2 separate regions of the Homo sapiens genome follow, and region 1 is linked to region 2. Evidence: chromatin loops called from intact Hi-C (ENCODE). Cell type or tissue: heart left ventricle. All regions are shown on one strand. Links, peaks and the distances in the headings refer to the core of each region. The heading gives the core; the rest is flanking DNA. Region 1 has its middle 170 kb from the start of LINC01898. Region 2 holds the start of LOC105372210 (a long non-coding RNA gene).

Evidence for each region. Hi-C counts contacts between places; a loop is a spot of excess contacts. Peaks named below come from ENCODE experiments on the same cell type or tissue, not always from the same donor. Only the 100,000 strongest peaks of a DNase experiment are listed, where the experiment ranks them.
Region 1: a loop joins it to region 2, with 8 times the contacts of the local background. A loop is called at or near these places in 22 of 110 quality-filtered maps.

The regions. Positions count from the first base shown.
Region 1 is chr18:75,881,930-75,887,315 of GRCh38, reverse strand. No RefSeq gene overlaps it. Among named protein-coding and RNA genes, the nearest start is that of LINC01898, 170 kb to the right of the region's middle. In heart left ventricle, for the core only: a CTCF peak has its summit at 2,396 (motif pointing left); no DNase peak of the experiment used is centred there.
Region 2 is chr18:76,254,787-76,260,172 of GRCh38, reverse strand. It overlaps LOC105372210 (a long non-coding RNA gene), which reads left to right and starts at 4,913. Exons shown (of 4, transcript XR_935654.3): 1 at 4,913-5,386. LOC105372209 (a long non-coding RNA gene) reads right to left here. Exons shown (of 6, transcript XR_935653.3): 2 at 4,266-5,386; 3 at 3,240-3,349; 4 at 2,610-2,714; 5 at 844-1,035; 6 at 54-356. In heart left ventricle, for the core only: a CTCF peak has its summit at 3,083 (motif pointing right); no DNase peak of the experiment used is centred there; H3K27me3 peaks cover 808 bases.

The sequences.
Region 1 (5,386 bases), core at 121-5,120, 370 kb after region 2:
CTCTAGTGAATCACGGGCTAAGTGAAAAAAGCCAGTTTCAAAAGCCTGTGTGCTGGAGGATTCTATTTATACAACATTCTGGAAAATGCAAAGCAATGGGGACAGAAAACAGATCCCTGGCTGTTGGGGCTGGGAGCAGGAGGAGCTATGACTCCCCAGGTGAGGGTACAGAAATGTTCTAGAATGTCCTGATTGTGCTAGCGGATATAGGTCTATGCATTTGTTAACACTTATACATTAATACACTAAAAAAGTGAATTTTACTCTGCAAATTATGCTTCTGTTTTTGTTTTGTTTTGTTTTGAAAAAAGAGCAGCATCAATCTAGGATCTATTACTGAACTATCCTTTTCCTTAGAAAACTCAAACCGCCAAATTTTAAAATATTGTTTTAAAACTAACACAGATGTACAAGCAGCTGGGTTTTTTTTCTATTTTCTTCTCATGGTGGTGCACAGGTTGCAAACGGAAGTCCAAGTTTCTAGGCAATGGATTAAAGTGTTTTGGAATAATATTGGCCTGACCCAGTGCAAATGTTGTCCACAAATGCATCCCTGCCTTTGAGGATCCTGAATGTTTCTTTCTGCTCCCAGGAAGCAGTTCTCATTTGCACTGACTTCCAGCAACTTCCTCCAGGCGAGCGCCTGGAGGCAGTCACCTGAAGTCATGTGCCTGCAGGCACAGGTATGGTTCAGGGCAGCTCTCTCCTGAGTTCTTTTGTGCTTCAAGACCTAAGGACCGACAGCATCTGACTTTTAATGCACTTGGCTTTTAAGCCAGACATTGTGCAGCTGGAGGGCTTCTGGTGTTTTAAACCCAGGGATAGTAGGTACTTGTGGTAAAATAATATTTTACACAAATGAGGAATTCCCATTGGATGTTCCGAATTCTAGCCCATGCCGTGAGCACTGTTGAAAACAGTGGCAAATTCCTATTCTTCTACAAGGTAGGTCTCAGAGTAGCGTTTATCCAGTTATTAGACCATGGTGTGGCAATACCTGAAACTCGGTCAAGTTGATAAAATATATTTTACAGCTGGTAACTTCATGCTATGAGCAAGGTCCTTATATGTTATCAAATGCACATAATAGCTACATACGTGCATATGTAATATTCATTAGAGAGATTTAGAAGTCATCCAGAGACTATGAGTGTGCTGCACTGTGCTTTCTAGTAGTAGAGATAACTTTGTACCTATTGTCTTGTCTCCTATGTAAGTACATACAATCACGCATGGCTTAGCAACAGCAATATGTTCTGAGAAATGTATTGTCAGATGATTCTGTTGTTGTGTAAGCATCCTAGAGTGCATTTATATAGGCCTAGATGATATAGCCTACTATATACCCAGGCTATATAGCGTAGCCTATTTCTCCTAGGCTACAAACCTGTATAGCATGTTACTCTACTGAATACTGTGAGGAACTGTAACACGATGGTAGGTATTTGTGTATCTAAATATATCTAAACAGAATAGGTAGAATAAAAATATGGTATACAAGATAAAAAAAAATAGTGGCCCTGTATAGAATACTTACCGTGAATGGAGCTTGCAGGAGTAGCAGCTCTCTGGGTGAGTCAGTGAGTGAGTGGTGAGTGAATGTGAAGGCCTAGGACATTATTCTACACTACTGTAAACTTTATAAACACTGGACGCTTAGGCTATACTAATATACACAAACATTTTCTTCAATGATACATTAATATTAGCTTGCTGTAACATTTTTATTTTATAGCCTTTTTTTTTTTAACTTTTTGAGTCTTTTATAATAATACTTAAAACACAAAATCCACATTAGCCTAGGCCAGCACAGGATCAGGATGATCAATATCGCTGCCTTCCACTTCCATATCTTGTCCCACAGGAAGGTCTTCAGGGCCAATAACATGCCTGGAGCTTTTGTGTCCTGTGATAACAGTGCCTTCTTCTAGAAAACCTCCTGAAAGACTTCCTGAAATTGTTTTAAGTCAGCTTAAAAAAAAAAGTAGAAGGGGTACACCCCAAAATAAAGATTAAAAATATATTATGGTAAACACATAAACCAATAACAAAGTAGTTTATGATTGTTGTCAAGTACAGGCATACCTCATTTTATTGTGCTTCATGGATATTGGGTTTTTTACAAATTGAAGGTTTGTGTCAACCCTGCGTGGAGCAAGTCTGTTGGTTTCATTTTTTCAACAGCACATGCTTACTTCATACCTCTGTGCCATATTTGGTAATTCTCAAAATATTTCAGAAATTTCCATCATTATTATATCTGTTGTGGATACCTGTGATCAGTGATCTTTGATGTCACTATTACAATTGTCTTGAAGTACCACGAACCGGGCCCGTAGAAGACGGTAAACTTAATGGATAATTGTTGTGTGTGTGTTCTCACTGCTCCACCTGCTGGCCCACCCTCTCCTTGGACCTCCCTATTCCCCAAGATGCAACAAGATTGAATTTAGGCCAATTAATGCCTCTATAATGACCTCCAAGGGTTCAAATAAGAGGAAGTGTTGCACAACTCTCACTTTAAAATAAAAGCTGGGAATGATGAAGCTTGGTGAAGAAAGCATGTGGAAAGCTGAGAGAGGCTGAAACCCGGGCCTCGGGTGCATACAAATAAAAAGTTCTTGTAATGCCAGCTACTCGGGAGGCTGAGGAAGGAGAATTGCTTGAATCTGGGAGGCGGCAGTTGCAGTGGGCAGAGATCATGCCTCTGCACTCCAGCCTGGGCGACAGAGCAAGACTCTCTCTGAAAAAAAGAAAAAAGTTCTTGAAGGAAAGTAAAAGTGCTACTCCAGTGAACACATGAATGCTAAGAAAGCAAAACAGCCTTATTACAGATATGGAGGAAGTTTGAGTGATCTGGATAGAAGATCAAACCAGTCACAACATTCCCTTAAGCCAAAGCCTAATCCAGAGCAAAGCCCTAACTCTCTTCGATTCTGTGAAGCCTGAGAGAGGTGAGGACGCTGCAGAAGAAACTTTGGAAACCAGCAGAGGTTGGTTCATGAGGTCGATGGAGAAAAGCCACCTCCATAACATAAAAATGCAAGATGAAGCAGCAAGTGCTGATGGAGAAGCTGCAGCAAGTTCTCCAGAAGATCTCACTAAGAACATTGACAAAGGTCATTCCACTAAACAATAGCTTTTTCAGTGTAGACAAAACAGCTTTGTATTGAAAGAAGATGCCATGTAGGACTTTCATAGCCAGAGAGGAGAAGTCAGTGTCGGCTTCAAAGCTTCAAAGGATAGGATGACTCTTTTATTAGGAGATAATGCAGCTGGTGACCTTAAGTTGAAGCCAATGGTCATTTATCATTTTGAAAATCCTAGAACCCTTCAGAATGATGCTAAATCTATCCTTCCTGTGCTCTAGAAATGGGTTTACATAGCCTGGATGACAGCACTTCTGTTTACACTAGAGTTTAGTTTATACTGTACAGTATAGTGAATATTTTAAGCCCATTGTTGAGATTTACTGCTCATTGACAATGCACCTGGTCATCCAAGAGCTCTGATGGAGATGTACAAGATGAATGTTGTTTTCATGCCTGCTAGCACAACATTCAGTCTTCAGCCCATAGATTAAGAAGTAATTTTGGCTTTTAGGTCTTACTATTTAAGAAAGGCACTTTGTAAGGCTATAGCTGCCACAGAGAGTGATTCCTCTGTTGGATCTGGGCAAAGTAAATGGAAAACCTTCTGAAAAGGATTCACCATCCTAGACATCATTAGGAACATTCATGATTTGTAGGAGGAAGTTAAAATATCAACATTAACAGGAGTTTTGAAGAGTTTGATTCCACCTCTCATGGATGACTTTGAGACATTCAAGACTTCAGCGGAGGAAGTCACTGCAGATGTGGTGGAGAACAAGAATTAGAAGTGGAGCCCGAAGATGTGGCTGAATTTCTGCAATCTCTTGATAAAACCTGAATGGATGAGGAGTTGCTTCTTATAGATGAGCAAGGAAAGTGGTTTCTTGAGATGGAATCTACTCCTTATGAGAATGCTGTGAGCATTTTTGAAATGACAATGAAGGGTTTATGATAGGACATAAACTTAGATGACAAAGTCGCTGCAGGGTTTGAGAGGATTGACTCCAATTTTGAAAGAAGTTCTACTGTGGGTAAAATGCTATCAAACAACATTGCGTGCCACAGAGAAGTCTTTCGTGAAAGGAAGAGTCGATTGATGTGGCAAACTTAACTGTTGTCTTATTTAAGACATTGCCACAGCCACCCTGACCTTCAACAACCACTATCCTGATCAGTCAGCAGCCATCAATATTGAGGTAAGACCCTTTACCAGCAAAAGGATTATGGTTTGCTAAAAGCTCAGATGATTGCTAGCAATTTTTAGCAAGAAAACATTTTAAATTAAGGCATGTACATTTTTTAGACATAATGCTATTACACACTTAATAGACTACAGTATAGTTTAAACTTAACTTTTATATGCACTGAGAAATGAAAAATTTGTGGTATTTGCTTTATTGTAGTGGTACGGAACCAAGCCCACAATATCTCCAAGGTGTGCCTGTGTTGTGCACTGTGCATAATTATATGTGCTATACTTTTATACGACTGACAGTGCAGTGGGTTTGTTTACAGAAGCATCTGCACAGACACAGGATAACTGTATTTTTAACTAGCTGGGTCAGAAGGGAGATGCAATCTGTTGTCATGTAATACCCAAATTCATGTGATTTTGCCTCAGACTCATTGAATCATGGGACTGAAATGTTTGAAGATCAGAGTCCAAATACTCACTCCTAGCAAAATGCACGCCAATTGGTTGTCTAGGTTGGCTACACTGTGTCTGGATATGTTTAGTGAGAATAAATTGGTAATTTCCAGAGACAAATCATTTCTTCTTTTCATAGGTTAGCCTAATATAAATTTTGTCCTGATTGAATGTTCAAAGCACCAGTTTCAAAACAATTAGGTTAACCTGGAGCAGTGGTTTGATAAAATTATAATACAGTCTACATGTATTTAACTATCAAGTAATTTAAATGAGTTTCGAGCAGACTGAAATATCAATCTAAAATATTCAGATTTTTAGCAATCCATTCTAATGAAGAGTGACTTTCTAAAATTGTTTGTTTTTAAGACAATCTTCCCAAGGCTTTCTACCAATAAAGGGCCAACAAACAAAAAGCTCAAAGTAAACCTGGCAAGGCTATCAAAGAACAAGAGAGAGCACTGGGTGCCAGCATGGAGAGTGGGGACCCCACCTGAGCCCCGCCTCTCTCAAGCTGGCTGGTCAGCCCCTCACTCAGTGGGATGAGCAGTGGGCACTGTCCACCCTGGAGTGAGGATAAGTGTCTCATGAGAAAGGGCCTCTTCCTTCCAAGAGCCTCACAGTTAGAGAACTTTCATAAAAGGAA
Region 2 (5,386 bases), core at 62-5,061:
GACCAGAATTCAAATGAAAAACAGGGAAATAAAAGGGATATTAAAGAAAATAATTATCCTAAAATTCCATTTTATTTCAAATAATAACTTTCCAGTTTCCCCCTTCTTTCAAAGTGAAAGAGCATGATTTTGTTTTTCTGATGGTAAATAGGTGGGCCCATGTTTGTCCTCGTGAGTGTGCTCTGGTTGGATGTTGCATGACGCGTCCCAGTGTCCACGCCAGTGTCGGGCTGCGCAGTCAGCTGCACCGAGGATTCCATCACGCCGGCCCCTCCATGACCTCCGCCTGCCTTGCCCAGCCAGACTTCCAAAACCAGAGGGTTTTTCTTTCAGAGCAGTGTCTGTCCAGGAATTCCCTTGGCAAGAGGCAGAATCATCAGCCTGTAAGGTCTGCACGCCTGTTGTGTGTGTGCATGTGTGTGTGCATATATATATATATATATATAATTTTAAGGCAGCAACTCAGCATACTATATTACAAAAATAGCCCAGTGAGAAAGCACTGTGTTTAGAAATATAACTTCTCATTCAAATCAGGACAAGAGGCAGAAGGGGTCAGGAGGTAAAATGAACTCTCTCTCTCTCTGTGTGTGTGTGTGTGTATGCACACACGCGCGTGTGTCTCCCATGAATAAATGAGGCCGAGGTGCAGCACAGCAGGCTGGCCTCTGTCCTGGGCCTCTGCATCCCTTCGAGGGTTAATGCAGAGGGGAGGCTGGTTCCTAGCTGATCCATTTCAGCTGGTCCCCGCCAGGCAGCTGCCCCGCATTAACCCCCTCCCGCCCAAGCTGCAGGCTGTGGACTGCCCCTATGGGTGCTAGGGAGGGGTTAAGAATCTCTTACAACACACACACTCTTCGACATTCTGCATCTCTGCAGTGGCTGCCAATCTGTATCACTGCTTTCGGGACATGGCTTTCTTCTCGCAGTAGCCATCGGAGACCTCCAGGGTAGAAAACCAGCTTTTTGAGATGAGTTCAAATGCATTCTCCCCAGAGGACAGCAGAGGACCAGCTGAGATTTGTTACGGCAGGGCTGCGTAAAGAATTTTCTCATGCTTTACTCCACAGTGTTAGGGGGACACACTGTGCTCCTTTCTCTTGAGCACAGGAGGGGTGATGCAGTGGTTAGCAGATATTTGCAAAATGAAAATAAACTATATTTTCCTAAGATAATTACGCTGGTGATTTCTTAGAAATTTGCGGTTCTTAACTCTCTATCCATTTATCTGACGTGATATGGAACTAAAAAAATACCTCATTGAGTTTGCTCTAGCTCTATCTCCCATTTGTCACATTACCATTGAACTTTAGGATTTTAAGCTATCAATTATAACAATTATAGATTGAAATAACATAGTATAAAAATATGAGCTTTTACTATTTCTTACGGGAAAGAACAAAGTTGTACAGCACTTAATCTTACCCTTCCTATTTTTTTTCTTCTATAACTTGAAGAAATATTGGTCTCTAAGCGGATATGTTCTGCTGACTGTATGTTTTTAAAACCACGGTTCCATAAGCATTTTCTTCCTAGCTCAGAAACTTACCAAATGTTTGCTCTCGGCCAGAAAGTAAGGACATATACCTAGTGACATTAAGCCTGGATCTCCTTCAGGTAATCCAGCCTGAACTTTTTGTTCATAGCTTGCTTTCTAGAACATACCCTGTCTCTGAGGATTGGGAATCCATGCTGATTTGCATGGCTTCAGCCATATCAGGAAGAGACTAACAAATGGCTTAATCATCATCACAAACACGCTGTGTATGCTGTGTGGGTGTCAGGACGGCTTTGCCAAAACCTCTCACCAGCCCAGGAAAACACTGAAAGTGCTGCACCTACAGCTTGAGACCTCAAAGTATTATTTTATTTTTACTGAAGGTACAAGTAACTAAAAAGTTTTTTTTTTTTCCTGACAAATGTTCCAATGTTCATTTTTTTGTTAAATGAAAGAAGAGGACAGACAGGTGGAAAAACACAAAATTAGCACATAGAAAATTAAATAAAAATCTTATTTGGATTCCCAAAAGCCTAAAGTAGAGAAATCTCACTGTGACCGTTGTCAGCCTCCTGGAAGCTGGTAAATTCATGCATTCTTTGAGATGTTTTTTCATGCAAAGCAAAAACTGTCTTCAATTTTCTTCCTGCTTTTTTTTTTTTTTTTTTTTTGAAACTTGAAATCAAATCACCACTCCCTTATCCACATTTCAAAATTTCAACCTCTATAAATACAGGGAAATAGAATTCTGGAGGTGGAGAAAGAAACTGCAGTGGAAATATCCAATTTTATACCATGGCTTATTGGACAAGAACAAGGGTAATTTGACTAAAGCTTCAATTTACAAGGCATCTTTAGCAATGCATTTGGTGCACGCGCATGGCAGCTAGATTGACAAGCAGATCCCGACAGCTACAGAGCTTCAATAAAACACACACCACGAAGGCTTTACACGATGTACAGTAACGGCTTCTTTGGAGCTGTTATGGTCTATTGGGTCAATAATAATCCACTTTTTAAAGAGTGCCAAAATGTGAATTTACACAGCAGACTGTAATAGTCCCTGATTTAGCAGGTAAATTATATGAATTCTTAGAATTTCTATACGTACTATGGCACATGCACACCATCGGAATGTTCTGTTGTGTAAAGCAGGAGTCCACAGAGTCAAACATGCAGCATGCTTCCAATTGCTGATAAAAATGATACACTGCAGCTGGGGAAATGAAAATACTTGTTAACATTTGGAACTTTAATACCACAATTTACATTTCACCTTACCTTTAAATGGGTATATTTTGATCGACATCCTGGATTACTTGCATCATCATAAATTCTGTTTCCCTTAAAATGAAGTTATTTTCATTTCAAACTATATTAAAAATACATTGACTATACAACTTTGCGGTAGGTTGATGCATAGCATTTAATTTACATGTGATATTTATAAGTAAACATTTATAAGTAAACATCTCTTCTATAGATTTATAATTTCTGTTTTCTTCAGTTACACAGAAATAGGCAGCTCTGAACGTGCAGGGCTGCAGCTGCACCTAACAACATGCCTGATTCCTTCCAGCAGGTGGAGGCATACTGCAAGAAGCTTCCAAAGAAACAACCAAAAATATTTTTTCCCCAAGCAAACTCTGACATTTAGGGGAAAACAAAATATCCCAAAAAAGAGGGAAATTAGATGAACAGTTTGCAACAGGGATAGTGGTGTGGTGTGACACGGTTTTACCTCATAAAGAACCTGGAGTGAAGATATTTCATAGCCCCTCCTTGCTGTAAACACCCTCTCTTGGCTTCCTTTCTGTCTGCTACAGTTGGACATTTTTCCAGAAGAAAAGCCTGGTGAATTATTTAATAAATGAAATCCAGTAAGACAACCATGTTCAAAGACATTTTCTCAAATTTCCTCCAAATAAGTGCAGCAGTAATGCACTACCAGGGATATGCACATGTAGGTACACACACGCACACACACATACACACACATACTCTGAAAACTACTCTAGACACATTACTATCCCGCTTTAGTCACTGTGTATGTGTGTATGTGTGTGTGTGTGTGTGTGTGTGTGTGTGTGTGTGTGTTCTACTCATTTGGCCAGAACCAGTGATTTCTCTGGTTCTTTTGTGAGTGTTTGGTGTATATTCCTGCCAGTGTATTTGAAAAAAAAAAAAAAAAAAAAAAGCTAAGAATTTAAAGTACAGACAAACCAGAAAAATTTCTGCCTGAAAACCTGGCTTTTCTAGAATGAGAGAGAGTTCTTTCAAAGACCACCCTTCACTTTCACTTTTAGGATAGATTAACATGTGCCGTCTGCAATGGACAATGACGTGGCCGAAGAACGCCTATGTACAGGATTAACATGGTCTACTTGGAAGGATTTGAATGCTTTTCGATCCATAGTATGATAACATAATGCAGCAAATTATAGGTCTCGCCTTCCTTAGCAAGGAGCTGGGAGCAGAATTGCAGTATAGTAATGCTGTGGTCCCCAGCTCCCCCTCCCTGCTCCCAGGGCCTGTTGACTGCAAATATCTACCATCTACAGTATTGACTGGTTTATCAGGCAGCAGGTATCTCTATCAGTCTATCTTGAATTGTCATCCAGCAGAAGATTAAACACTGCCTGCCTCCTACTTGTGATTTTTAGTCTTCACATCACAAAGTTTTCAATCACATTTCAGCAGTGTGCATTTAGCTTACAGAACTCTGAGCACTTATCTTCCCAAAACAGGGGATTTAGACCATGTTTACCTCGTAGTTCCAAGATATCTGTCTGCAAGCCTGCCCACATTTAGGGTGTGAGATGGGTTTCAAATCTCTTCTCTCTTCTATCTCCCTCTCTCTCCTCTCTCTCTCTCTTTTTCTCTCTAGTTCCCTACATAACTAGACTCTGGACCCAACAACAATCAACAAAGAATTTGCATAATGGACAAGTGTCAGTTTTTCAAGGAGTCCTCCAGGGCAGTGACCTTGTGTTGTTAGTTTTCAAGATGAAAGAACTATAACTGTGGACGGCTTTGTTCTAAGTGGCTTTCTCATTAATAATCTTCAGAAGACCGTGATGACCACGTGGCTTTCAGCGCCTGAATCAGCCAGAGAGAAGGCTGGATGTCAGCTGTGTACACTTCTTGTCTCTCCATCGGGTACCTGTGAGGAAGCTGTGGTCTGCGAGGGATCCTAAGAAAGAAACATCTTCCCAGTTTATGAGGGATTCAGCACAAACACGTTGATACCAAATCAGTGTTCAGCTGCCATTGTGCCTGGCTGATGCTTGCGATTCCCAATCAGTAGACTAATGAGATTCCGGGTACACAGAATCCGGAGAGAAGGGCACGCGCATTCTCTCCAGAACGCCTGAAAGGAAGTCAGTCTGAAGTCCGGCCGGATGGGAATTGGACAGACACACTTCCGGCTAAGTACGGGCGTAATAATGGTGATTAAAACTGTTCACCGTTCCTTTGAGTTCCTCGTAGATTCTGGATATTAGTCCTTTGTTGGAGGTATAGATTGTGAAGATTTTCTCCAATTCATCGCCGTTTTTTAGAGTTTTTCTCACTAAATATTGACTAACGGAACCTAGCCCTGTAATGTTGATAGTCGGGCGGGTCGGAAGTGGCTGAGGTGGAGTATCTGCAGGAGAAGAACTGAGGCTCCTAAGTGCAGCATCTTGTCCAAGAGGTTTCGTCCCAATGCGTGGGGAACATCCGGATTGTGATGTTTAGCTCTCAGTTTCTAACTTGGGCATTCTAGCAACTGTATTTCTCATTTAATGTTTTATGGGCACACATGCAGAGGAGTTTTCGTCACTGAAAAGCCCGACAACTTCCCCTGCCAACCCATTGGAATTAAAAAAACCTCGATAACCTCTTAAA